6 separate regions of the Mus musculus genome follow, and regions 1, 2, 3, 4 and 6 are each linked to region 5. Evidence: chromatin loops called from intact Hi-C (ENCODE). Cell type or tissue: heart. All regions are shown on one strand.

The links. A loop is a pair of places that touch in the nucleus more often than their neighbours do. Peaks named below come from ENCODE experiments on the same cell type or tissue, not always from the same donor. Only the 100,000 strongest peaks of a DNase experiment are listed, where the experiment ranks them.
Region 1: it touches region 5 in a loop (3-fold over the local background); 20 of 42 quality-filtered maps call a loop at or near these places.
Region 2: a loop joins it to region 5, with 6 times the contacts of the local background. A loop is called at or near these places in 10 of 42 quality-filtered maps.
Region 3: it touches region 5 in a loop (3-fold over the local background); 19 of 42 quality-filtered maps call a loop at or near these places.
Region 4: a loop joins it to region 5, with 8 times the contacts of the local background. A loop is called at or near these places in 14 of 42 quality-filtered maps.
Region 6: a loop joins it to region 5, with 11 times the contacts of the local background. A loop is called at or near these places in 5 of 42 quality-filtered maps.

The regions. Positions count from the first base shown.
Region 1 is chr4:140,820,386-140,824,385 of GRCm38, reverse strand. The region is part of intron 11 of Padi1 (peptidyl arginine deiminase, type I); the gene reads left to right. Among named protein-coding and RNA genes, the nearest start is that of Gm13032, 11 kb to the right of the region's middle. In heart, a CTCF peak has its summit at 2,209 (motif pointing left); no DNase peak of the experiment used is centred here.
Region 2 is chr4:140,721,921-140,725,920 of GRCm38, reverse strand. Rcc2 (regulator of chromosome condensation 2) reads right to left here. Exons shown (of 13, transcript NM_173867.5): 13 at 2,701-4,000. Among named protein-coding and RNA genes, the nearest start is that of Padi6, 19 kb to the left of the region's middle. In heart, CTCF peaks have their summits at 1,658 and 1,872 (motif pointing left); no DNase peak of the experiment used is centred here; H3K27ac peaks cover 409 bases.
Region 3 is chr4:140,812,535-140,816,534 of GRCm38, reverse strand. It overlaps Padi1 (peptidyl arginine deiminase, type I), which reads left to right. Exons shown (of 16, transcript NM_011059.2): 16 at 1,681-3,554. The coding sequence ends at 1,914. It overlaps Gm13032 (predicted gene 13032), which reads right to left. Exons shown (of 3, transcript NR_045944.1): 2 at 2,268-3,341. Among named protein-coding and RNA genes, the nearest start is that of Gm13032, 3.5 kb to the right of the region's middle. In heart, a CTCF peak has its summit at 1,781; DNase peaks (open chromatin) are centred at 1,723, 2,124 and 3,654; H3K4me3 peaks cover 2,209 bases; H3K27ac peaks cover 3,363 bases.
Region 4 is chr4:140,786,876-140,790,875 of GRCm38, reverse strand. It overlaps Padi3 (peptidyl arginine deiminase, type III), which reads left to right. Exons shown (of 16, transcript NM_011060.4): 14 at 1,084-1,163; 15 at 1,914-2,039. Gm52482 (a long non-coding RNA gene) reads right to left here and starts at 3,115. Exons shown (of 3, transcript XR_003955158.1): 1 at 2,283-3,115; 2 at 1,663-2,059; 3 at 1,165-1,300. In heart, a CTCF peak has its summit at 1,692 (motif pointing left); DNase peaks (open chromatin) are centred at 1,765 and 3,265; H3K27ac peaks cover 1,299 bases.
Region 5 is chr4:140,955,681-140,959,680 of GRCm38, reverse strand. It overlaps Gm13031 (predicted gene 13031), which reads left to right and starts at 1,779. Exons shown (of 4, transcript NR_045911.1): 1 at 1,779-2,017. In heart, no CTCF peak of the experiment used is centred here; DNase peaks (open chromatin) are centred at 1,210, 1,640 and 1,840; H3K4me3 peaks cover 843 bases; H3K27ac peaks cover 1,156 bases; H3K27me3 peaks cover 229 bases.
Region 6 is chr4:140,761,251-140,765,250 of GRCm38, reverse strand. Padi4 (peptidyl arginine deiminase, type IV) reads left to right here. Exons shown (of 16, transcript NM_011061.2): 4 at 1,789-1,856; 5 at 3,533-3,650. Among named protein-coding and RNA genes, the nearest start is that of Padi4, 11 kb to the left of the region's middle. In heart, a CTCF peak has its summit at 1,914 (motif pointing left); a DNase peak (open chromatin) is centred at 1,874.

The sequences.
Region 1 (4,000 bases), 140 kb after region 5:
AACCTGTCTAAAGTCAGCCAAGCTGGGAGGTGACATGCCCTCTGCCACATAAGCAGGGACAGAATGGGAAGCCAGTCGCTGTTATCCTGTCTTGGAAGGGTCCAGAGGCAGAATAGGCAGCTGGAACTGAGCGAGTAACCAGCTAGGTACCCTCGTGGCAGGGCATCTCGGCGGCCCTATGCCGACCAGCTGTGATGGAGCAGAGGTCAAGATTCAGTTAACACGTAGACAGATGCCTGCTTACTACACCGAGTGGGTTCCTCCCCTCCCCCAAGTAGCCCACAGGAGCACCACTCAACCACAAACCCTGGATAACCTTTTCATTTGTGAAGCTTGGTATGGAGCCTGGGTGTGCCCTAACTCATCCTCTGAGGCCCAGCTGGCCTCTGACAGTAGAAAGGTCACATAGCCTCAGGTGGAAAGCCCAAGGCTGTGAAATCATACAAGGGAGAGGTTGCTGGTACCAAGGGAGGCACACAGCTGGGTGCCGCGGCCTGCTGTACTGGGTTGAGTGTAGCTGGGGGTGACCCTGCCGGACACCCATCTCAGATAGCGTACAGGGGCTGGTCCTACCACAGCCTGGGCTTCAGGCCTGGAGGGCTTCAGGGAGGGAGCTGTGAGTCTCTGGAGTCCGATGCCCACAAATGTGAGCTGTGCTGCTCAGCCGCAGTCACCACGGTGTGCGGCAAATTGTCAGTGGTCAGTTTGTTCATTCACATTAAGGTCACGTGCCAGGCACGTGGGTGTGGAGCATGGTGGTACAACCCTGTAACCCCAGTATGCAAGAGGGTGAAACAGGAAAGCCGTGAGTTCAAAGCCAGGCCAGGCTGCAGTGAGGTGTGTGTCTCCAAAACCAAAAACCCAAACAAAACAAAACCTAAATTAAAATTACAACTAGAAAGGAAAAGAACGAAGCAAAACAAACAAAAAAGCAGCATCCAGAAGAGGACATTCTAAGGATGCGGAGAGGGCAATGCTGGTACTTTTTAAATAAATGATTTCTTTTCTATCCCATGCCTCATTTTCTCTAGCTGTAAAATGGGCCCTAATAAAACAGCCCTCTCGCTTGGGGCTGGCCGGATTGCCTACTGGGCAAGGTGCCTGCTTTGCAAGTGTGAAGGTCTGGGTTTAGAACCTCAGCAGCCATGTTAGAAGCCAAGCATGACAGCCTACGTCTGTAATCCCAGCACTGGTGGGAGGGGCAGAGACAAGAAATCCCTGGGGCTCACAGGGCTGCCAACCTAGCTGAAGCAGTAAGCCCCAAGTTCAGTGAGAGGCCCTGCCCCCTGAAATAAGGTGGGAAGCCATAGAGAAGGACACCTGATGTCGGCTTCTGGCTTCTGTGTGTGTATGTTGGAGTAGGGGGTGGAGGAGGTATACCTGCCCCAGTCAGGAGCACACACAGTTGGGGTAGGGGGTGGAGGGGGCATATTTGTCCCAGTCAGGAGCTTTCCCCTCCCCTTTCAAGCTGCAGAGACTTTCTGGACCCTCTAGGTTCTCGTGAAGGACCTGCAAAGAAGGCAGAGTCTCCAGGTGCCCATCAACTGTGGCCCACTGAGGAGCTGTACGTCAGCCTATAGACTGTTAAAAGCCAGGAATAAGACCCTTAGTGGACAGATGAGGCCCTGGTGCTCAGAGAGGGATAGCTACCGATTTAGAGCCACACGGGATTAGTGATACAGTCAGAAGCCAGGTGTCCTCTGTGGGTCCCAGTGTAAAAGTTAGTAGTTGGCCTGCTGTCCTGAGCTAGAGCTTGCCAGAGGGTTTAGCGAGATGGGAAGAGACCAGTGGGCAGGGGCTGAAGCTGAGGGAGAAAGAAAGGAGGGGCCCATTGGCACAAGGTGAGGAAGGGGACAGGGTGACCCTCAGATGGTAACTTTGCTAATATGTGTGTATCCCAGGACGATCTTCTTTGGTTGGTTGGTTTTTCGAGACAGGGTTTCTCTGTGTTGCCCTGGCTGTCCTGGAACTCACTCTGTAGACCAGGCTGGCCTGGAACTCAGAGATGGACCTGCCTTTTCCTCCCCAGTGCTGGGATTATAGACATGCGCCACCACGCCGGCTCAGGATGATCTTGGGGACTACAAGTGGTATTAAGCATAAGAGTCTAAGCCAAGCTCACAGGAGGTACCCAACAGACTAGATCCTTTCTTGGCTGCCTTGGGTTTTCCACTCAACGAGATCAGGCCTTTGAACAAGTCTGCCCCCTGGTGGTGTCTTTGGCTATGATGCAGAGATGGATCTGACTGCTCATAATGTACAGATGACTCTCCTGGGGCTTGGACCCCTTTGCCTCAGCCTCCGGAAGGGAGGGTGGGAGAGGGCTCCAAGGAGGAGTGTGGCTCTGCACCTACTGAATTGTTTCTCATTGTTTTCAAAGATGGCCTTCAAAACAACCCACACTATACTGGATTAGCAGACATAAGAACGTGGTTCCCACCTTCTTTGTTTGTTTGTTTGTTTGTTCGAGACAGGGTTTCTATGTGTAGCCCTGGCTATCCTGGAATGCACTTTGTAGACCAGGCTGGTCTCGAACTCAGAAATCTGCCTGCCTCTGCCTCCCACGTGCTGGGATTAAAGGCATGCGCCACCACTGAACCCAGTTCCAAGCAGGAGCATCATCATCTGCACATTCCCAGAACTCCAGTCACTATAAATTATGGACTTTTGGGTTATTTTTAATGTTTTGAGGAAGAGTCTCATGTAGCCCTGGCTGACATCAAACTCAAAATACAGGAGGATCCCCCACCTCTGCCTCTCAGATACTGTACCACCACACCCTGTCTACGTGGTACCAGGGATTGAGCCCAAGACCTCGTGCACACTAAGCAAGCACTGCATTAACTGAGCCACCTCTGAAGCCTCTAGACAGGGCTGCTCCAAACCATTTGCATCATTCACCAGTGTTTCTGAAGCAGAGATTACGTGAGGGGGCGGGGCTTCAGCAGAGAACAACTGAGAACCCTAAGTCCTGCTCTGATAGGGTGTGCACCTCAGCAGAGGGTGAGACCCAGGCAAGTAATATCCCAGGTGGTAGCCAGTGCCACGGAGAAAAAAAAAAAAGAAGCTATGAAGGGAGTTGGGACATGGCTTCCATTTGTCCAAACCTCAGAGAAAGGTGGCAAGATTTGAGTTACCATCACATCTTGCAAGAGAGGAAGAGGCAAGAGGGGAGCCATGGGACCATGGGGAGAGGTTTGTGATTCCAGCCGGAGGGCAGAGTAGATGTAAAGGTCCTGGGGCAGGAATGTGTCTGGTAAGTTCAGGGGTCCGCAGGAGACCAGAATGAGTGGAGCAGAGAGGGTCAGGGCCAGGCTGGGGTCAGGTAGACATCGGGCCGTGAGGAAGTCAGGGGGAGCTAGGCAGGGGCCAGGCAGTTTCTGGAGGGGAGATGGGAATGAGGCCATCTGAAAGAGAGGCATAGTCTGATGTTTGAAAGCCTTCCTCTGGATAGATCAGAAGGGATGAAGTTCACAGTGTGCATCCAGGAGAGGGACAGGCCACCGGTCACCCAGAGAGGACGGCCCCCCGCTGGCTGCGAAGGATGAGGAGGGTTGATTGGTGCCGTTCCTTGTTTAGGGCAGGACCACTCCATAGGAAGCAGGTCTGAGAGCTTGTGGGTGGCGTGGCCTTAAGCTGGGCAGTCTGTCAGGAACAGGGTCATTTTATTTAAATAAAATAAATCTTCCAGTGGGTCCTCTTCTCAGAGGGAAACTAAGGCTCAGAGAGCCAAGAAAAGACAGTCTGGGCCACACAGCCGTCAGAGCCAGATCTTAAGGGTTTCAAGGCCATCGATTTGAAGCCCAAGCCTGGGGCTGCAGCTCAGTTGGTGACATGCCTGAACCCCCAGCACTGTATGAACCGGTTGTAGTCTTGCTTGCTTGTGATCCCAGCACTTGGGAGCTAGAAGCAGGAGGATCAGGAGTTCAAAGCCATCCTCAGCTACACGGGGAGGTCCGGGAGGAGGCTCCTGCCGCATCCTCCGGGGGTAAAAGGGGGT
Region 2 (4,000 bases), 230 kb after region 5:
TTGAACTCCCTATGTAAAGGGCTGAAGAGATGACTCAAAAGGTAAAGACCATTAAGCCTGGCAACCAAGTGTGACCCCTGGGGCCCACACAGGACAGATTCCCATCTTCATGGACGGTTCTACCACATCTATGTAGGTACACCCGCAAACACAAAACCTGAAATGCTAACAATTTCCTTGCCTCTGCTTGAGTGCTGGCTGGCATGCGTGTACCTATGTTGACAGTGGGGGGGTGTAACCCAGTATTCTGGCAACATTCTGGTGTGATGGACAAGCACTTCACCGGAATGGCAAGCCTAGCACTTCTTAGCACCGAGCCCCAGGAGTCCTGTTTCCCTTGAAACACTTAGGGGATGGAGGGATGGCTCAGTGGTTAATGTCTGCAGACGTTCTTCCAGAGGACCCACACGGCAGTTCGCGACCATCAGTAATTCCAGTCCTAGGGGCTCTGTTGTGGATTGGTTTTATTGTTACTTGTATTAGTTTGGCCCCCAAAATTATGGGGAACCCACATATCTATGTGTAAGACGCTGAGCTGGTTCTGATTGGCAAATAAAGTTGTTGGAAGCCAATGGCTGGGCAAGGAGACAGAGGCAGGACCTCAGATTTCCTGGCCACGGGAACCCTAGCGATTCAGAATGGTCCTGTCATGTCGGGGAAGCAGAAGGATCACGTGTGAGAAGTACAAGACAGACAGACAATACATGAGAGTCAGGGATTATGGCCTGAGTCCGGGGCAGCCAAGATGGAATACAGGTTTTAGTAATAATTTCGGGATATCAGAGGGGAGGGTGTGTTAGCCACAGGGAGGTTTAGAAGTGCCCAGACACTGAGCTGCTTAACGCATATTAGAATAGAAGGCTGTGTGTGTCTTTTATTCTAGTATCTAGAGCTTCGGGGTGAAGGAGTCCCTTGCTATCTGCCAGAGAGATTAGAGCGGATTTATAAACTCCCACAAGAGGGCTTCTCCATCTGGTCTCCAGGCAGTCTGTGACACATGGTACAGCTGCATATGGAAGCAAACCCACACACAGAGCAATGAAGCTTTAAACACGGAGATCACAGGCTCGGCTCTGCCTACCCTTGCTGACTCTAAATTATGGTCACTCTGTCCAGAGACTGGATAAGGCTGTGTCTTGGGCCTCTCCAACACTAGTCCACCAGAGTCTCGTACCTTCCCAACAAGGGTAAACATTCGATGGCAGATCAAGGTCCCCCACAGCCCACTTCATCCTAAGGAAACTGCCAATGGGAGGCTGTGGGAGGCTGCTGGCTCTCCAGACACAGCTGCAACTAGCAGGCTCCAGACCTTGCAAGGACAACTTGTAAAACAGTGACTCTCAGCCTGTGGGTCCCAACCTCCCTGAGGCTGAATGACCCCTTTCACAGACCACTGGGAAACACAGATACTGACATTAAAAATTGGTTAACAATAGCAAATTTGTTACGAGGCAGCCATGTAATTTTAATGGTTGGGGGTCACCACAGGAACTGTATTAAAGAGTCTCGGCATTAGGAAAGTTGAGAGCCTTTGCTGTAGAAAGTAGGGGTCTCTTTAGCTCTGCAGGAACTGTCCCAAGGCCACTCCTGAGAGGTGGCCAGGGGACACAACTGGGACCTCTCAGGGTCCGTCTGCCCACCAGGCCCCTTCCCTGTGACCGAGCTCACCGCCTGTCTACAACTTTCCTCTACAAAACATTAAGAACAGTGACCTGACTTCAGGACTGTCATGTGTTACAGGAAATAGCAGCCAGGATATGTAGTAGCCCCCCCCCCCCGCCCCCCAAGACATCAGTCCAAGCTCCATTCCTGTGGCATAAAAGGCTAACCTTACAGTGCCCCCTGGTGGGCAATTGGCAGAAAGGAAGGGGCCAGGCACCCTCTGATCCTTTGTGAAGTTTGGAGGCTGATTACAAGTGCTCCTGGAAGGGTTGCACCCTACAGACTGCTCATAAGGTTGGGTAGAGGTAAGCAAGCCAGAAAACGCTTGTTCACTCACAACCAAAACCCAAGTCTTGGAACGCCTTAGGTCAAATCTACACATATGTGGGTGGGATGGCTCACACCTTTACTGCCAGCACTCGGTAGGCCCCTGGCAGGTTGTAGACGGTTTTGTGCACTGTGTAAAGGTTATCCATGTGTTACTCAAATGCTGATTTCTCTGCCCCCCCCCGCACGCCCCCCCCCCCCCGTTTCCATTCAGACACTGCACTGTAATGCTTTATAGTCAATCTTCTGTCTTTCCACCAGCCAGGGGAAGCAGAGGGTCAGAGAAGACAGCGAGGGAAGAAACTTCAGAAGTAGAGAGCTTATTAAACTGCTGGGGCATAACCAGATTAGCACTACAGGTTAGGATTCATTTAACTGCCCAGGTACTGAGATGCAAAATGTCACCAGCCAGCCACACTTAGCCCACTTAACCTAGGGCTGAATACCTCACATATATATGCAGGGCACTGGGAAGGTGGCCAGCCTGGGCTACGAGACTTTGTCCCACCCACAAAAACCAGCTAGGACCATGTGTGTTTCAGGACTGTGTCCAGCCCTAGTTGGGAAGCCCTTGGCCACTACCCCACGGGCCCGTGGCTCTCTGCACCCTTCCAGCCCAGCAGGAAGCTCTCTTTGGTCACTCTTCCGGGGCACGTGCACAGGGCTGGGGACACACTCCACGCTACTGAAGAGGAATCATGAAAGCCAACGCAGAGTAAACAATGACGCCGTTTATTTAAAATGTTTACTCCCAGAAATATAGATATAAAAAAAAAAATAAGACAATTAACAGCACTAAACCAGGCACCTTCAACCGAATCCCACCATCCTCGTTAACTCCCTTCCTGTTACCCTTTGTAGATGACCAGAAGATTTCAGGAGCCCCTGGACAGCCAGAGTGGTTCCTGCCCAGGGCTTCCCGCCTTCCTCCTGTCCTAGAGCTTCCCGTGGGAAAGCTTGGGTGAGAATTTTAGCCTAAAGGGAGGGGGCTGTGGCCGGGCACTTTGCGCTCATCCACTGCAGGCCTCTAGCCAGGGCGGCTGACTGCCAGCTTTAGGTTTGCTCCCTGGAAGATGAGCCCAACTTGGCTCAGGGCTACTGTGTCCTCAGTCCTCTTGGTGACCACACAACTAACTCCAGTAGACCTCCTGGGACAGAAGGAGCAGATCCCGAACAGCACTCTCTAGACAGAGACCAGCAGGGACAGATGGACGGACGGCTCCCGTCCAGTACATGAAGTGAGGGGCGGTGTCTGGGGTGACCTGGACAAAGCAGGTTAGTTTTGCGGAAGCCCTGCCGCTACAGAAGCTTGTCTCTGGACAGACTATTGCTGGACAGACGGGGGACAGTGAGGACTCTGACCCTTCCCAGCAGGCCACGGCACTGGCCGAGACAGACACCTTGCAAAGCCAGAAGCGGCTGTGAAGCGCTGGGGCGGAGGAAAGCGACAGACTGGGTCATTTTTGGCATTTTAACATAGAGACGGGAACAGGCGTCACAACAGCAAAAGCAAACCCATGACCCTCAAGACCAGACTTTGACTTTCCCATCCACCCCCCTCACACTTCCATCCTCAGCCCCTCCCCCAAGCACCACTGAACTAATCCTAGTTAAAGCAGTCAAACCAGCCCGGACCCTCTGGAAACCAAGGCCCCGACCCGAGCTGCTGCCACACTCGGGCCCAGCGAGGAGGATCCGGGAAAGGCACCTCGGAACTCAGCCACAAAGTCAATACCAGGACGGGCTCGGCAGAGGGCACTTGGGGGAGGGGGCGTGGTGCGCAGGATCTGCACTGACACGCACGCGGGGCAGGGGATTTCATCAAGAATCCCAACTATTTGGTACCAGAGCCAAGCAAATGCAAGCAGAACACTTGGCCAGGACAAGAGTGGCCAAGTCTCAGAGCAGGGCGGCCATCCCAGGCAGAGGGACAGCAGGAGCACACGGGCAAAGCACACAGGCGGCAACGGAGGGCCACAGAGGACCGAGGACACATCTGACTGCTGGATGA
Region 3 (4,000 bases), 140 kb after region 5:
GTCCTTGGCTGTCCCAAGTCCAGAGTCCAGGCTGGCAGGACGCCAAGCTGTTCCTCAGAAACAGGAGTTTTCCCCCTGAGCCTCCCGCGGCTGGGCATCCCAAGGTATTTAACCACATCTCTGGCCTCCTGTAACAACCAAGAGTACCAGGAGTGTAAAATCCATCCCCACTGATCAGGGCTGCTTGAAGGGAGCCTGTGCCTTCTGCTTGAGCTTTCCCTGCTTGGGCAAGCTCTCTGGCAGTCTGCAGTGTAACATGGCATCCCCCAAGCCATCGGGATGACGTGTGGCTTGCAGATAACAACCTGAGACAGGAAGTGATTTTAACCTACCCAGCCACGTGTGCTAATGGCTGCTTGCATCTGAAACACTGAAGGACCACTGGGCGTGGCTGAGATTATAGCTCATGATCTTGGACTCCTCCCACCCCCACCCCACCCCCAGACAAGGTCACTCTATGAAACAGCAACTCACTTTGCAGACCAGGCTGGCCTCAAACTCTTAACTCTAGGAGCAGAGTCCTAACCATGGCAATAAGCATGGCTTCTTATTCTTCTCCCTGCCCTTGGATTCCCTGCAACCTCCCCCCCCCTCCAACATGTGCACCCCAGCCCATGGAGTGGGCAACAAGTTTTTGTGACCTTGGTAATGTTACTTGACCTGTCTGAACCACAACCCCGGGGCAGGGGGTGGGGAGGACTGTGAGATTTAGGGATGACCTTTCTGGAGTACACGGATTCTCAGTAAGGGCTGAGGACTAACAGGATGCTGTGAACAGCCAGGCAAGCTGTGTACTGCAGAGGTGTCGCCACGCTAGTGAGTGAAAGATACACACACACACATACACACACACACACAGGAGATATGACTGCTCCTAAACGTGGCAGAGATAAAAGGGAGTTTTTGGTTTTTGTTTTGTTTTTTAGATAAAAGGGAGCATATAGCCAGAGTGAACAGACCCTTCCTGAGCTGGGTCATGTGAGAAGAGGGAGGAGGAGAGACAGAGACAGGAAAATAAAAGAGTAGACAAAAAAAAAAAAATAAAGGTGGGGGGCTGAGTAACCAAAATGGCTGGATTATAGAGGGAAGGGCAGCCTGGTCCCTGGGCTCAAGGGTTCAGAGTAGAGGTTCTGGTGTGCCAGCCAGGAGGACCCCGTAACAGGTAGGGACTGAGGGATGCTGGGAGAACCTGGTGGCCAGAGCAGCTTTGATAGATTAAAAAGGCACCTCAGGTGGCCATTTGACCTGAGTTTGAGACTTAATGGTGAGGACAGTTAGCACATTTCATCTCTGGTTGTGACAAACTTGTTACAATATGACAAAAGATGGAAGAAGGAACTGGAGGACCGCAGACCGCCATTGGTACAGTTAGCCAAGCCCCGGGTTGTTACCGCAGGAAACATTGTACCACTGAGCTACCCCCGGCAAGCCTTCCCCACCTCTTACTTTTTTTTTTGAGATATGTCTTATTTATGTAGCCCAGGCTAGCCTCAGACTCACCATCTTTCTGCTTACGACTCCCAATTTATAATGGGCACATACCCCAACCCAATCTGAGACCCGAGTTCCTGACCAACCCCTAATTCTGCAGAGGATGGATCAGCAGAGCCAGAACCCAGAAGGAGTCCAGCGGTGCGGTGCATCCGGGGCCACTGAGACTCTTCTTCCTCTCTCTCGCAGGTCAACATGGTGGTTCTCGGCAAGTACCTGGGCATCCCTAAGCCCTTCGGCCCGCTCATCAATGGTCGCTGCTGCCTGGAGGAGAAGGTGCGCTCCCTGCTGGAGCCGCTGGGTCTGCGCTGCGTCTTTATCGACGACTTTCTCTTTTACCACCAACTGCTCGGAGAGATCCACTGTGGCACCAACGTGCGGAGGAAACCTTTTACCTTTAAGTGGTGGAACTCCGTGCCCTGAGCCTGCCCGACCACCACCCTTGCTTCCCAGCTGATGGGAGTCCCAGGGCAAGGGCAAGGGCCACGAACCAGCCTCCACCCTCCTTGGGCCTGAAAGTGGGCTGGCTACTGTGGTCAGCTGAGCGCCAGGAGGACAACACACTTCTTCGTTCCTGGAGTCGCCTGCCCTGCCCTGGAGACTATCGCCACTTTTCCTTCTCCCATTCCCAGCTAGAGCCCTGAGAGGGTCAAGGCCGGAAGTTGAGCCTGTTCAAGGTGTGGCCTCCGCAGCCACGCCCCACTTTGAGCTGTCCCACCCCCAACCCTCCACCTCTCTGAAACCCGAGAAAAATAGCTCTGGAACGAAATGCCCACCTTGCCAGGACCCTGGGGCAAGAGCACCGTGGTTTCATATGACTCCTGGATTGCGTAAGATGTAAAGGAAGATTTGGGGCGTCCTTCTTCCCAAAGGACCTCAGGCCATGGCCCTCTGGCACCGTTCAGTTCAACGGAGGCAAGCAAGGGCAGGAAAACTCAGTCCTTGAAAGCGAGCAGGCACAAAAGCCCCTCTAATGCTCAACTCCATCCAGTCCGACCTCTGCAGGATGCTCGTTACCTGCCGGAGCAGCCTTTAATTATGAGCCCTGGTGCTTCCTGTTGGAAGATGCCGCGGGCCATAGGGAGCCCGTCGTAAGTCTGCAAGCGTGGGTGGGGGTGGGCAGGAAGGTTGGACCAGGAAAGCAGAGAGCTTGCCCATCTTGGGGTGGGGAACCTGGAAGCCTGGGACTCGTGGCTGGGTGTTTAGGGCCCCTGAACCTGAAGGCTGTTGGTCCAGATGTGGAGGGGGTGGGGCCCAAGGTATTAGGAGAGGGTGGGGTAGGTCATTAAGTTACATCTGGAGGTGAGGCCTAATTTCCTCTAATAGTCTCTAATTACTCCCGATCCTGCTGCAGGCAGTGGGAGGGAAGGGCCCACACTCCCCTAGCAGCCAGGGACCCTACACAACATTTGTACTGCCCCAGTAAACCCCATGGCAGGCCTGTGTCCCCCACCCCCACCCCCAGTAGGACAGACAGCTGGCCTGGAGGCTAATAGCACCAGCTGAGGTAACAGAGGCATGTGGAGGCAAGCAGGCAGGCAGACCCAGCTGCAGGGCATGGCTGGCAGAGGCCTGCCATCTTCCTCCTGTGGTCCAGGAGCCACCACAGGCCACTGGATTCTGTCTTGGTATTTTTAGTAGTTTCTGGTGCCACCCCAGACTTGAGGCAGCTGCTGTCACTTCATAACCGGCGGACACTCAGTTAGCGAAGGCTTCCATGAAAGTGTTAGGCTAGGCATGGCCTAGTAGGCATTGGCTCTTCCCCCTTCCAGAAGGGTCTGTGGAACTGGAACCCCATTTGTAGGCTCTCTGCACGAACAGCCTCCTCTATGAGCATGGCCCGGCTGCAGCTGAGACACGGAGAAGGAGAAGAAGAAGATAAAGGAGGATGAGAAGGGTTGGGGCGATGCCCGACCTCTGAAGAGGAGAGGAGACAGGCGACCATGGGAGCAAGTCTTCAGCACCACATGATGGGGACTCTGGAGTTGCCGCTCAGGCTGTCTGGGGTCCTGGCTGACTGGCCACCGTCTTTCTCATCAATAAAAACATCGTTGTGCATTCTTTAACTGGCTGCCTCATTTGCGCCTGGGCCGACAGAGGGATAAGAAAATGAGGGGCCAGCTTCCCTGATCTCCACACCCTAGCACAGATCCCTAGGCTCGGTGCCAGCAGGGCCTCAGGCGGCCCTTGTCAGCTGAGCAGCTTCCTGGGCTGAGGCAGGTGAATGCCAGACAGCCGCTGATTCGACAGAATCCTTGATCCATGGCCACTCCCCCGCGCCGCCCCCCCCCCCCCCGCCTGCCTGAGATACTATCGAGGAGGGACCTGCCTCTTCCTCTTCCTCTTCCTCTCCTCTTCCCTTGGTTTTATGGAAAGAGGTGGGGAGGCTGGCAGAAGGGGGCGATGCTCCAAGGCACCGGGATCCAGGACAGGTCAACGCAATTCCGTAGCCCTGACTCCGGTGCTGAGTTCCCTAGGCCTGGTGGTCTGATCTTCGGAAACATCGCTT
Region 4 (4,000 bases), 170 kb after region 5:
AGTTTGAAGTTTTTAAATGAAGTCTAAAAGATTTACGAAGCAGCTGGAGGCCCAGATTCTCCATCGCTGGCCTAGCCCTCATGCCCTTACCTTTTCCAGGCTCAAGGAAGGTCTAGAAACTCTTTGTAAGCACCTAGCCCTCAGGTGCCCTCCCCCCAACCCAGTGCTTACGACAGTGGGTCTCAACCTGTGGGTTGCTATCCTGTATATCAGATATTTACATTACAATTCATAGGTAACAATTTGTTACATACCAAAATTACGGTTATGAAGTAGCAATGAGGTAATTTTATGGTTGGGGGGGGTCACCGGGACATGAGGAAGGGTATTAAAGGGTTGCAGCAATAGGATGGCTGAGAGCCACAGCTGTGTGACCTTGGGTAAGCTGTGTAAGTCACCTGACCGCTCTGGGGCCCCGTTGTCAGTCAGAGGGTGGTAACAAGGCATCCCTCGCAGAGTTCCGCAGACTCAGGAGAACCATGGCGCTGTCTTTCGGCCTCATGATCAGGGTTTGGTTTGCTGGCAGCTGGGAGGACTGGACACCTTTGGCTCCTATAGCCCCTCTCTAGCCAGCCCTGTCTCTATGGCCTCCGCTGGGCAGACAGGAGAGCCAGGCCTGAAGTCTCCAAAAAAGCAAGCCAAAGCCTGTAGGCTGGGACTGGTTGGTTCACTGCCTAGTGAACCCATAAACCCTAGCCCTGGATGAGCGCCATCAACAGACCCAACTCCCCCACATCCCTCCCACACACCCCGGAGCTGAGGAAAGAGGAATCCTACCAGGTTCTCCTGGACAGCTGCTAACCCCAATTAGTGATTACCACCTCCAGTGAACTCTAAACCACTGGAGTTCATTGCACCCCACAACTAGGCCCCTCCAGCCTCTCTTCTTCCTCCAGATGTGCCCATTGGTCAGGCTAAGCTCCCACAGATGCTGCCCGCCCCCTCCCCAGGACAACCTAGGGGTCACTGACTCAACCAAGCCAGCAGCTACAAACTTGCCTTTTGGTGCCCAGAGCGAGAGGCCCTCGAGCCGCCTTGTGCTCGCCCCCGCCCCCTCCCCAGGCCTCTCTGTGTCTTTCACAGGCGACAGGCGGGTCCAGACCGTCTCCATCAATCAGATTCTTAACAACCAGAGCCTTATCAACTTTAATAAGTTTGCACAGGTACAAAGGCCAGGGGGTGCGGGGGTTGTGGGTGGGAGATGTGGATGGAGCTGGAGTCAGGGCCAAGGGCAGACATCTGGGACCAGCAGTTCACAAAAGGTCAGTCAGATTGAAACAGGCCCAGACCCTCCTTTAACCTGGGAGAATTAAGGGTGGGTTAGCCTGGGCATCTAAGGAATAGAGGTAGCCAGGGCTGGGAGCATCAGGATGGGGTCTGTTGTGCCCCTGCAATTGGGACTGTGGAGACACAAGAGAAGAGGAAACGGGAGGCAGATCAGTGGGCAAAGACACTGCATCCCACCAGGCCAGAGGCCAGCCTTCAAGGGGAGGTGGGGGAGATGGCGAGAAGGGAGCAGGTGGGGCCAGACTGGGATAGCACTGTTGAGTGTGGAGGGAAGAGGAAGGAGATCCAGAGAAAACAGCAAGGCTTGCAGCCTGGATGGCCTAATGTAGGGTGATCATAGAACTGAAGGACATGGAGAAGTCAAAATGACTTTACCTTTGGCCTGGGGATCCGCTGCCCTCTTCTGGCCTGCATGGGTACTGCACACACATTATTGGACAGGTGACTCTTCAACCATGTATGGAATGCTTTCTCGAAAGTTGGGTCTAGGATGGTATGATCTAGGGTTAACTCAGTGTTAGCTAGTAAGAGCGGGACATGGAGGGTGGGATCTAGGCAGGAGTGAGCACCTGCCTCAGCCACACCAGTAGGTTCTCTCCAGCGCGGTCCCTTGTCCTCCCTACCAGAGCTGTATCGACTGGAACCGCGAGGTACTGAAGCGGGAGCTGGGCCTGGCGGAGGGTGACATCATCGACATCCCGCAGCTCTTCAAGACGGAGAAGAGGAAGGCAGTAGCGTTCTTCCCCGACTTGGTGAGCTCCCCGCCCGGCACCTGGGTGTTGTGGTAAATGTTCAATATGGATAGGCGATCTCTAGTCCACCTTAGAGATTTCTGTTCCCAGATAAAGGACACAAAACTTTATTTATAATAAGCCTTAGCACTAGAGCTGGGCACAGATCTACCCTCTAAGCTATTATGTCTACTTCCCGTTCTGTGCTCTTATGTCAATTACGCCGAGATATAACCAGCCATGTTCTGCCTGGGCTGCCCTTACCCCAGTGGCCAGCCCTCATGGCCAGGTCTCACAATCCCTTATCCCATGGCGTCTTCTCTTCCCCCCTGCTCTCCACGGCCACCCAGGTAACTCCAAAACCCTCCTACCTCCAGTGATTGGCTGTAGCCATTTGTATTTAACCAGTGGTTTTAAATTAAGGAACAAGGTTTGCACAACAAAAGCTGGTAAGTATGAGAAACCACTCGTAGGCCTAGATAGACCTTAAGGTACAAAATTTAGCATTACAGTTCATAGCAAGAGACATAACCTCAACACCTGGGCTTCTTCAGTTAGACTCTGAGTCTCACTTCTGGGTGGGGGGAGACATTTGACTGCCATCATGTGTGGAATTGTGGTGACCAGGAGTGGCGGTGATGAGAATCAGGGTCCCAGGGTGCCCAGGCTGACAACTGTGGCTGCTCACGGAAGGAGGGACAGATTTGATATCCGTGGCGTGAAGAAAAGTTGCACAGGATCCTGTGTACAGGATCACCCAGGAGCTGAGGGGGTCTGGCTGCTTCTGTTCTCCCAGTTCTCGGCCCCCCATCATCCCACACAGAAGCAGATGTCGTTAAGAACAGTCCCTGTTCTCCAGTGAGGGGACCTTTCCTTGTGGCTCTGAGGACATGCCCAACCAACTACTCGGTATGGTGAAGGGATAAGGGGTCAGCTCACAGACAGACAGAGTGCAGCCAACCCGAGATAGGAGGAGATAGGAGGATAATCCCGGAGGGCTGCACAGAAGAGGCGCCTTTGATGAAAGTATAGCTTCGCCTCTGCTGCCCTGGTCACCAGCTGTCCTCTGAGCCTGTATCCACCAACCCTAACCCTGACCCGCCCCCCCCTTCCTTCCCCCTCTGGTTTTTTGCCCTGGCTTGCAAAGCCTTTCTCTGCCCACCCCCTTTCCTTCCTGCATGCTTGGGGTGGCCCTGTGATTAATCCACATGCTCCCGGAAGTTTGTGCAAGGGCTTGAGGTTTGTGTTGGCTAGAGACAGAGGCCCACCCAAGCTGGCTCAGCCAGATGGAGATTTGACAACAAGGGCACTGTGACATCTGAGGGTGGGGACAGCTGCAGCAAGCCTTCTAGCGTGGCCTGGAGCTCTCTCATTTCTATCTGTTGCTTTTCCTCTGCTGGCTTTCCCTCTGCCGCACTCTCTCCTTTGCTGGTCTGCAGACAGACACAAATGTCTTAGTGACTTTTCTACTGCTGTGACAAAGCTCCATGATCAAGATAATCGTATAGAAGAAACATTTAAGGAGGGCTTACAGTTTTAGAGGGTGAGTCCTTAGCAGCAGCAGGCACAGCAGGCAGGCAGGCTTGGCCCTGGAGCAGTAGCTGAGGGTTGACCTCTGATCCCCCAGTGGGAGGCAGATAGAGTTACCTGGGAATGGTGTGGTCTTTTTGAAAGCTCACAGTCTACCCTAGTGATATATCTTTGCCAACAAGGCCACACCTCCTAATCCTTCCCAAACAGTTCCACCAGCTAGGAACCAAGTGTTCACATATATGAGCCTCTGGGGCCCATTTTCATTCAAATGACCTCAATGAACATGGCCATGAGATGCAGGCCCTGCAAAGACAATGACTGAGACTCCCCATGTCAACTCTAACTTCCTAGAAGAGAGAATCTGATTGGTTCATCTTGGTCAGCTGTTTAACTTGGCCCAATCAGAGATACCCTAGGAGGTTGGGGTTCTGTTGCACAAACATGGCCGC
Region 5 (4,000 bases):
ACAGGCAGTATTTCTAGAGAACTGGCCCCCTTAGCCATTTTTAGCCACCATGTCAAAGACAGACACCACTGCTACATGAATGGCCACCCAGGTCACCTTGGAAAAAGCATTGAGCAGCCAGCAAAACTGAGACCTTGATTTATTGGAGGGGCCCTTGGTGCCAGTGTGCCCACACACCCTGCAGTCACATCATTCCTGGGCGTCATGGGGATTTGGGGAGCTTAATGTTATGGAAGGATAATAAATTCCTGGGTGGCTCCACCTCCGCCCTGAGCTTTGGGGTGCCAGAAAGGCACAGATGCCATAGGGCTTAAAGGTCTTCATGGCCCCTTCCTGACTTGGGTTGCCAAGCTGTCCTTGCCGTAAGACCGCAGGGTTTGGGGCTGGTTGGCTGGCATCCGCGGAGAGAGTGATATATTGCTTTCATCAGACATGCTGCTGGAAGCCCTGTGTTTATGCAGAATCTCACCTCATCGCCCACAAATGTGTTTACATCAACAGTCTCCTCTGGTCCTCCCAACAACCCTGATGAGTTTGAATAACTGTCCCCATTCCAGTCGTGCTGGGAAATCTGGGCAACCTAGGGTGGCAATTCTGCTTGAGAGACTCTTTCTGCCCCCCCCCGCCCCCCCAGGGCTAGACGTTCAGTCCAGGAGCAAAGACAAATACCAGGTTGGTCTCAGTAGCTCAGGGTTACATGGGAAGCACTGAGGAGCCTCGGCAGGGCAGAGAGTGGTTTTAAAAGTTCATATTGAAGGGGCTGGAGCGACAGCTCAGCGGGTAAGAACACTTGCTGTCCACTGCCCCCAGAGGACCTGGGTCCAGTTTCTAGCACTTACCTGGTGGCTCACAACCATCTCTAGTTTCAAGTCTAGGGGTCTGATGCCTTCTTCTGATCTCCAAGGGCACCAGGCATGTGTGCAGTACACATACACATATGTAGGCACATATGGGTGGTCAGGGATGGAGAAAAAGCAAGGCAATTCAGTGTGATCAGCCAACCAGCATCCAAACCTCCAGCTGACTCAGTGTATCCCTCCATGAAGCAGGGTACCCTTGGATAGGCTGGGCCTGAGTCCCCTCAGCCCTGGAGCCTCCCCTCTGGCTACTGCAGAAGGAGCCCCTTTTGTGGCTCAATCATCCAAGCAGGGCTGTGGCTTCGGAGTTTGGCAAGAGGCCGACTTCTCCTGGAACATCTCTGTTCTCTGGTTGGGGTATTTTACTTCTAGGTTACCCTCGTTCTGTATCATGAGGCTCTAGAGAGACGCTGAGGTGAAAGCTGGCAATTCCAGAATCAGAGTCGACACAGTTGGCAGAGCAATTGTCAACCTCCCCATTTCCCGTCCCCCTCCCTTATCTATTTTGCCTGGTTCTCAGAGAAGCCCTTTCCAGTCTCTTAGATCATTGAATGACATCATCTGACCCTTGGAGGCTTTGCTGGAGGTTTGGGGTGTAAGCAACCCTTTGGCTACATTTGTGCATAATCGTTACAGCAAACCTACCAGGTGGGAATTATAGGTCTTCATTTGTTGTTGAGGCCACCGAGGGTCAAGTACTTAACCCAGGTCACATAACGGTGGGCTGTAGGTTGTGTCTAAGGAAAGTGCTGGCTGCAGTTACTCGAGTCTACCTCCAGGGGGCACTCCCGGCTCGCAGCGCTGCCCAGCCCTCTCTAACAGCTGTTGCCAATTTGCCTTTAGAAAAGGCTTATCTAAACCCCTTTCTTTCATCCTGTACAAACCCCACCGTATAATTAGACTTCTCAAAATATGCTCTCTGAGTGGGAGCGAGGCAACGGGGCCATAGACTTCTCCCGTTTCACGAGCAGTCTCTATGGAATTAACTCCTGGAGCGGACAGTCACGAGCCACCCCTGCTCCAGCTGGACCCGTGGTGCACACAGCTTAGGTCAGCTCAGCTGCTGGGACTTAGCAAGTGGCCCAGAGCCTTCTGGGGGACTGTGACCCACCCAGCGTCTCTAGCATACTCTCAGATTAGCAGTTCGTGTGATCTTCCAGGTAAGCACGGACGTTTATTCACACTGCGGACGCTGCACTGGGCTGCGTCAGCTTTCTTCCATTTGAGCCTTGAATTTTCGACTGTTTTTAAAATCGGAGTCCTGCAAGTGAAATGTAAGCAGGGACAATGGTAAATATTCATTGGGTTCGTGGTGGTGGGAGTCAGAAGCAAAACACAACGTCAGAGATGCAGAACTGTCAAAGGCAGGGCTAGGGCTGCCTTTGTGAGGGCGGTTAAGAGTGTAGGTTTGGGAGTGCAAGCTGCTCCGTCAAAACCATCGCCTATGTGGCCTTAAGTAAGTTACTAAACTTCTCTGTGCAATAGTAAAATGAATGGGGATGACCAGTTCCTTGCCAAGGAGGAGGATTAACCTCCTGCCCCGCGGAGTTCTCCATCTGAAGTGCCTCAGCCAGGAGAGCCACAGGAGAGTTAGATTATGCTAAATAACCGGTAGGAGGATTTGAATGGAAATCATCTGCCACAGAACTCAGTTAGTTTTAACAGTCATTAAAAAGTACATATGGTGGCGCACTCCTTTAATCCCAGCCCTTGGGAGGCAGAGGTAGGCGGATTTCTGAGTTCGAGGACAGCCAGGGCTCCACAGAGAAACCCTGGACGGGGAAACACTGTCTCTCACTCACCCCACCCTCAAAACAAAGGTACAGATGGCAGGCTGGGGGTGGTATGGTAATGTGACTGCTGTGCAGTTCAGGTCCCCCAGGCCTGGCTGTGTCAGACCAGCCCCACAGTATGTTTAGCAATCCAAGGAGGGGATGTGGGGTCAGGGAGCTGGAAAGCAGGCACACATTCATACACACCTGGTGGATGAAGCAAGCGCCAAAGAGATCTAAACAATTTACACACACACACACACACACACCCTTGGCATTTTTCTCCCTCAGTTTATATATCCCAGCAAAATCTTCCAAGCAGTACACTGGCTACACTGTGATTATACTCTCCTTTCTTTAAGTGAATGATAACATTGAGTATACTAAAAAAAAAAAAAGTTGTTCCTAAGAACCCATTCACATTTGTAACTAAGCAACTTGTGATAGACTAACAAAGTTTAAGAGACGAGCTAATTTTCTCAGCCAGTTTCTCTTACTGGCAGGCTGCAATGTGCAGTTACAAAGAGAGATTCAATTATTTTTATTATTTATCTTAAAGAGTAAGCTCATAAAAAACATTTTAAAAAATCACAAATCTAACTTTTATGTAAAAAAATGATCAGCCATTTCTACTTTAAATATCAGGGTGCACATCTATTCATTAACAATTTTTTTTATTAAATCATATCAGGGAGTGGAGAGCAAAAATGGGTTCAAGAAGTTAGTCATCGCCTTGATCACCAGCCGATCTCTTAACAAGAGAGCCAGGTCAGCTGGTGCTGGTCAGGCTGCCACTGTTCTTGTCCACTGACCTCAACAAATCCCTTGCTCAATTATCAAAGGTTTTTTTCTGAATTTCGAATTGTTGCTCAAGATTTTTTATGTCAAAGCCGCTTAAAAAAAAACAAGAAAACAAAAAACCCAACCATCTTAACCTAACTTTACTAACAATCCTCAACTCCAGGTTCTTCCTCAGGGCGGTGGTCAATGCTAAGAATGCACGTCTCTAAGTTCTTTCCAAGAGTGGTGGCTGAATCATTATTCTGCTCTGGTAGCAATGTTTATAAAAGATGATCAATTACTGTGTCAGTGACACTGCCCACCGAGGGGCCAGAAACCCTTCTTAGAGTTTTCATAAGATTCACAGGTTAGGAGGGACTCAAGAGCCACAAGCAGAGCGATGGCTCCACAACACTATGAACCCGGGGCTGGGAAGGTGGCAAGTAGCCATGAAGTCTGCGCTTCAGTTCTCAGCGTTGCCTAAACTGGGCACGGAGGTCCATACCTGTGATTTCAGCTCTTGGAAGGTGGAGGTAGAAGAATTAGAAGTTCAAGATCACTGTTGGTTGCATAGGGAGCTTAAGGCTGTCC
Region 6 (4,000 bases), 190 kb after region 5:
CCATGCATGTATCTGGTGTTTCATAAATATCCCTCCCTAGAGAGTTACATAGAGAAACATGGATGACAGCCGAGGGTGAGGGGAGAGAACTTCTCTAGGTAGCATGAAGCCCGGGGTTTCGTTCCCAGTCCTGCATAAGGCAGGTGTGCTGACGCACATCTGTACTCCCAGCCCTTGAGAGGCAGAGGATTGAGGGTCAGAGGCTCAAGGTCGCCCTCAGCTGCAGTGACTTTCCAGCTCCATGGACCTCTGACAGTTATTCAGTTAACACAAGTGCACTGGAAGACACGAATCACAGTGTAATAACTGCTCTTCAGGGTGGGAAGTGAGGACCTCCATTCTACACACGGGGTCTCTATACCTTATAAATGCTTTACAAACACACACTACACACATACAAACACACATACATACACACATACACATATATGCATGCACATATGCACACATATACACATGCACATATACACATATACATGCACACATATACACATACATACGTGCACTGCTTTTTGTAGCAGATAGTTCTGTGTTCCCCAAGTCCTATTATTTATATCTCTTTTTATCATATTAATAACCCATGCATGCACATATACTTGTATTTTTTACTACTCATCTTTAAATAGAATCTATTAGTGTTGCTGGAGGGTTGGCTCAGCGGTCAAGAATATGTACTGCTCCAACAGGGTCTGGCTAGCAGCACCTACATCCGGTGGCTCCCAACCATCTCTAACCCCAGCTACAGAGGATCCAACACCCTCTTCTGGTCTCCACAGGCAACCACACTATTACCCCTCACCACATACGCACAAAATTAAATAAAAATTATATAATATTTTTTTTAGAAATCCATTCTTAGGGGCTAGAGAGATAAATGGCTCAGTGGTTAAGAGCACTGGTTGCGGATCAACCAGAGGATCCTGGTTCAATTCCCAGTACCACGTGACAATTCATAACTGTTGTAACTCCTGTTCCAGGGGATCTGACACCCTCACACAGACAGACATGCAGGCAAACACCAAGGCACTTTTTAAAAAAATCACTTAAAAATTCATTCTTAGGATTACGGAGGAGTTCATGAGCTAGAGGCTAGGCTGGACAACAGAGAGAGACCTTTTATCTACTTTTTTTTTTTATATGTAAGTACTCTGTAGCTGTCTTCAGACACACCAGAAGAGGGAGTCATATCTCGTTACGGATGGTTGTGAGCCACCATGTGGTTGCTGGGATTTGAACTCAGGACCTTTGGAAGAGCAGTCAGTGCTCTTAACCACTGAGCCATCTCACCAGCCCCCCTATCTACGTTTTTAAAAAATTAAATTAGTGAGATCTGAGCCTGGACAGCATGGTCGTTTTATTTAAGTGCGTATTGAATATGTACATGATATGTGAAACCTCCAGGTTTCGTTTCATTGATGGATTTCATCCATGAGTATACATTTAAATTAAGTGAGGTTCACTCCAGCGCCAGATTCTGTGCCGAGATGCTACATTTAATCCTTACAATAACCCAGTGGGCTTACCTTCACGATCCCATTTCACAGATTACAAAACTGAGTGACCTGGCAGGGCATATGGAGGCTTCACTGGGGTGGCTGGAACTGCTTTGGCATCATGGTCATGGCCCCTGAAGGGCACAGTGTTTGGAAGTCCTGCCTCTGGCCTTTGAATTGTACTCTGGCTTCTTGGGGACAAACAGGGGGACATGCTTGGGGGAGACCTGTCCCTCAGGGCCACTCTGGGAGCCCCGGGCTTCACCCCCACCAGATCTCTTCTCTCGGATTTCAGAACTGTCCCTGAGCGCAGATGTCACCCGCACAGGCAGAGTGAAGCCAGCCCAAGCCGGGAAGGATCAGGTGAGGCTCAAATGTCAGTCAATACTTCAGTGCCACTGGGCTCTCCTGTGGCGCCCCCTTGTGGTGATGATCTGAACAGGGTCACCTCACCAGGGTCTCACGTGAACTTGTAAGAAACAACCCCTCCCAGACTGGCCCTGATGGGACAGGTGCCCCACCCCCACCCCGCAGGCATGGGAGCCTCATCTTTTGGCTTGTGTATACGCCATCTCTTTTACAAGATCATATTTACAACCAACTGTGGGTTCAGAAATGGGGTTACGCTACAAGCTGGAATCTCTAGAGTCACCCAGGTAATTAAAAAAAAAAAAAGTTACATAGATAGGTCTCAGCTGTGGCTCAAAAATACTCCCCAGCTCTTAGTGACTGGTGGATGGGTCCCCATGGAGCTGCGTACAAGGCAGGGGATGGTGGAGAAGGGACGAGAGACAAGGGTGGAGGGAGAAAGGAAGGAGGTGTGGCGGCGAGTATGTGTGGTGGAAGCAAGGTTGGTCAGGGTGCGGAAAGGGACCTTTACACTGTCAACCTAGGGCCTGTGGGTGAGCCCTAGGGACACTCTGGAGAGTGTCCCTGCAACTTCAAAGCTTCCACATGGCTTTCTGTTTGAGGCTAGTATACACTTTGGCAGGCTTCAAATGACTGGCCCATTTACAGGGTACATCAGCTGTAGAGGAACAGCTGGGCATAGTGGCACATACCTTTAATCCCAGCACTCAGAGGGCAGGTGAATCTCTGAGTTCGAGGCCAGCCTGGTCTACAGAGTGAGTTCCAGGACAGCCAGGGCTACACAGAGAAACCCTGTCTTGAAAACAAAACAAAACAAAGACAACAAAAAAGTAGAAAGAGGGGAAAGCATGGCTTAGAGAGCTTGCCTAGCGTTGAATTCCTCTGATATTATATAATCTACTATATTATGCTAGATCTCTAAGGGTGGGCCAACATATTCCATCACTGGGCAGACGGTGCCTGGCACTAAGACTCACACTCGTGGTCACATGAGAGTAGCTGTGTGGATTAGAATCATGGCGTTCTTATGTTCTTGACTACGTTTCTCTGTCAAGCCAACTTTTTTTGGGGGGGGGGAGGGTGGTAGGAGTTTCGAGACAGGACAGCCCTGGCTGTCCTGGAACTCACTTTGTAGACCGGGCTGGCCTCAACTCAGAAATCCACCTGCCTCTGCCTCCCAAGTGCTGGGATTAAAGGCATGCACCACCACTGCCCGACTTTCAAGCCAACATTTTAAAAAGGCTTTTAAAGTGTATTTTTCTATTGGACCCCTTTATTTAAAAATAAAATTAAAAAGATGAATTGAGGCTGGGATGTGGCTTAGTTGGTGGAGTTGCTTGCCTAACATGTCTGATGTCATAGGTGCCACACAGACTGGATATGGTGGGACAGGCCTGTATCTCAGCTCTCAGAGGTGGGGACAGGAGGATTCCAAGTTGAACTAACCTTGGGTAGAGTAGATGCTGTCTTTAACAAATACACACATTGTGCATTTGGGGCAGATTTGGTTATATTTGGAGCCATGAAAACTCTACTCTTTGGGCCAGGAATTGCTGGGTAAGTAAAAGCCAGACAACGTGGGAGGTGAGAGAAACCAGCTGCTTGTCTCGCAGGGGCTGATGGGATCTGAGACTCCCTGACACTGTCTTTTACCCTCCTGATGTTCCCAGAGCACCTGGACCTGGGGCCCGGGCGGCCGTGGCGCCATCCTGTTGGTGAACTGTGACAAAGAGGACCCTCAGGCCTCCGGAATGGACTTTGAGGATGACAAGATCTTGGACAACAAAGGTAAAGACGGAAGACCTTGGCCAGCTCTGGGGAGAGGGGCTTCATTCTTCAACAAGGCCCGTTTGCCCATGTGGTCTTGTCGTAGCCCCTGAATTTGGCTTAGCAAAAGCACATTATAGAGGACGGAGTGGAGAAGCAAGTGACCTACCAAAGTCACACATCAGTCAGAAGAGACCAGTGGGGGGGGCTCAGGGAGCCCCAAGAGTCTCTGCTTTCCATGCTGGCTCTTGGCCAGCTCACATAGCTGTGCTTGGCTCAGACTCGGGGCCCAAATCAAATAGAAAGGGGTGCTGGTCCCCAGATATCACACAAGACCCAAGCGCCTAAAGGATGGGGAAGCTGAGGCACAG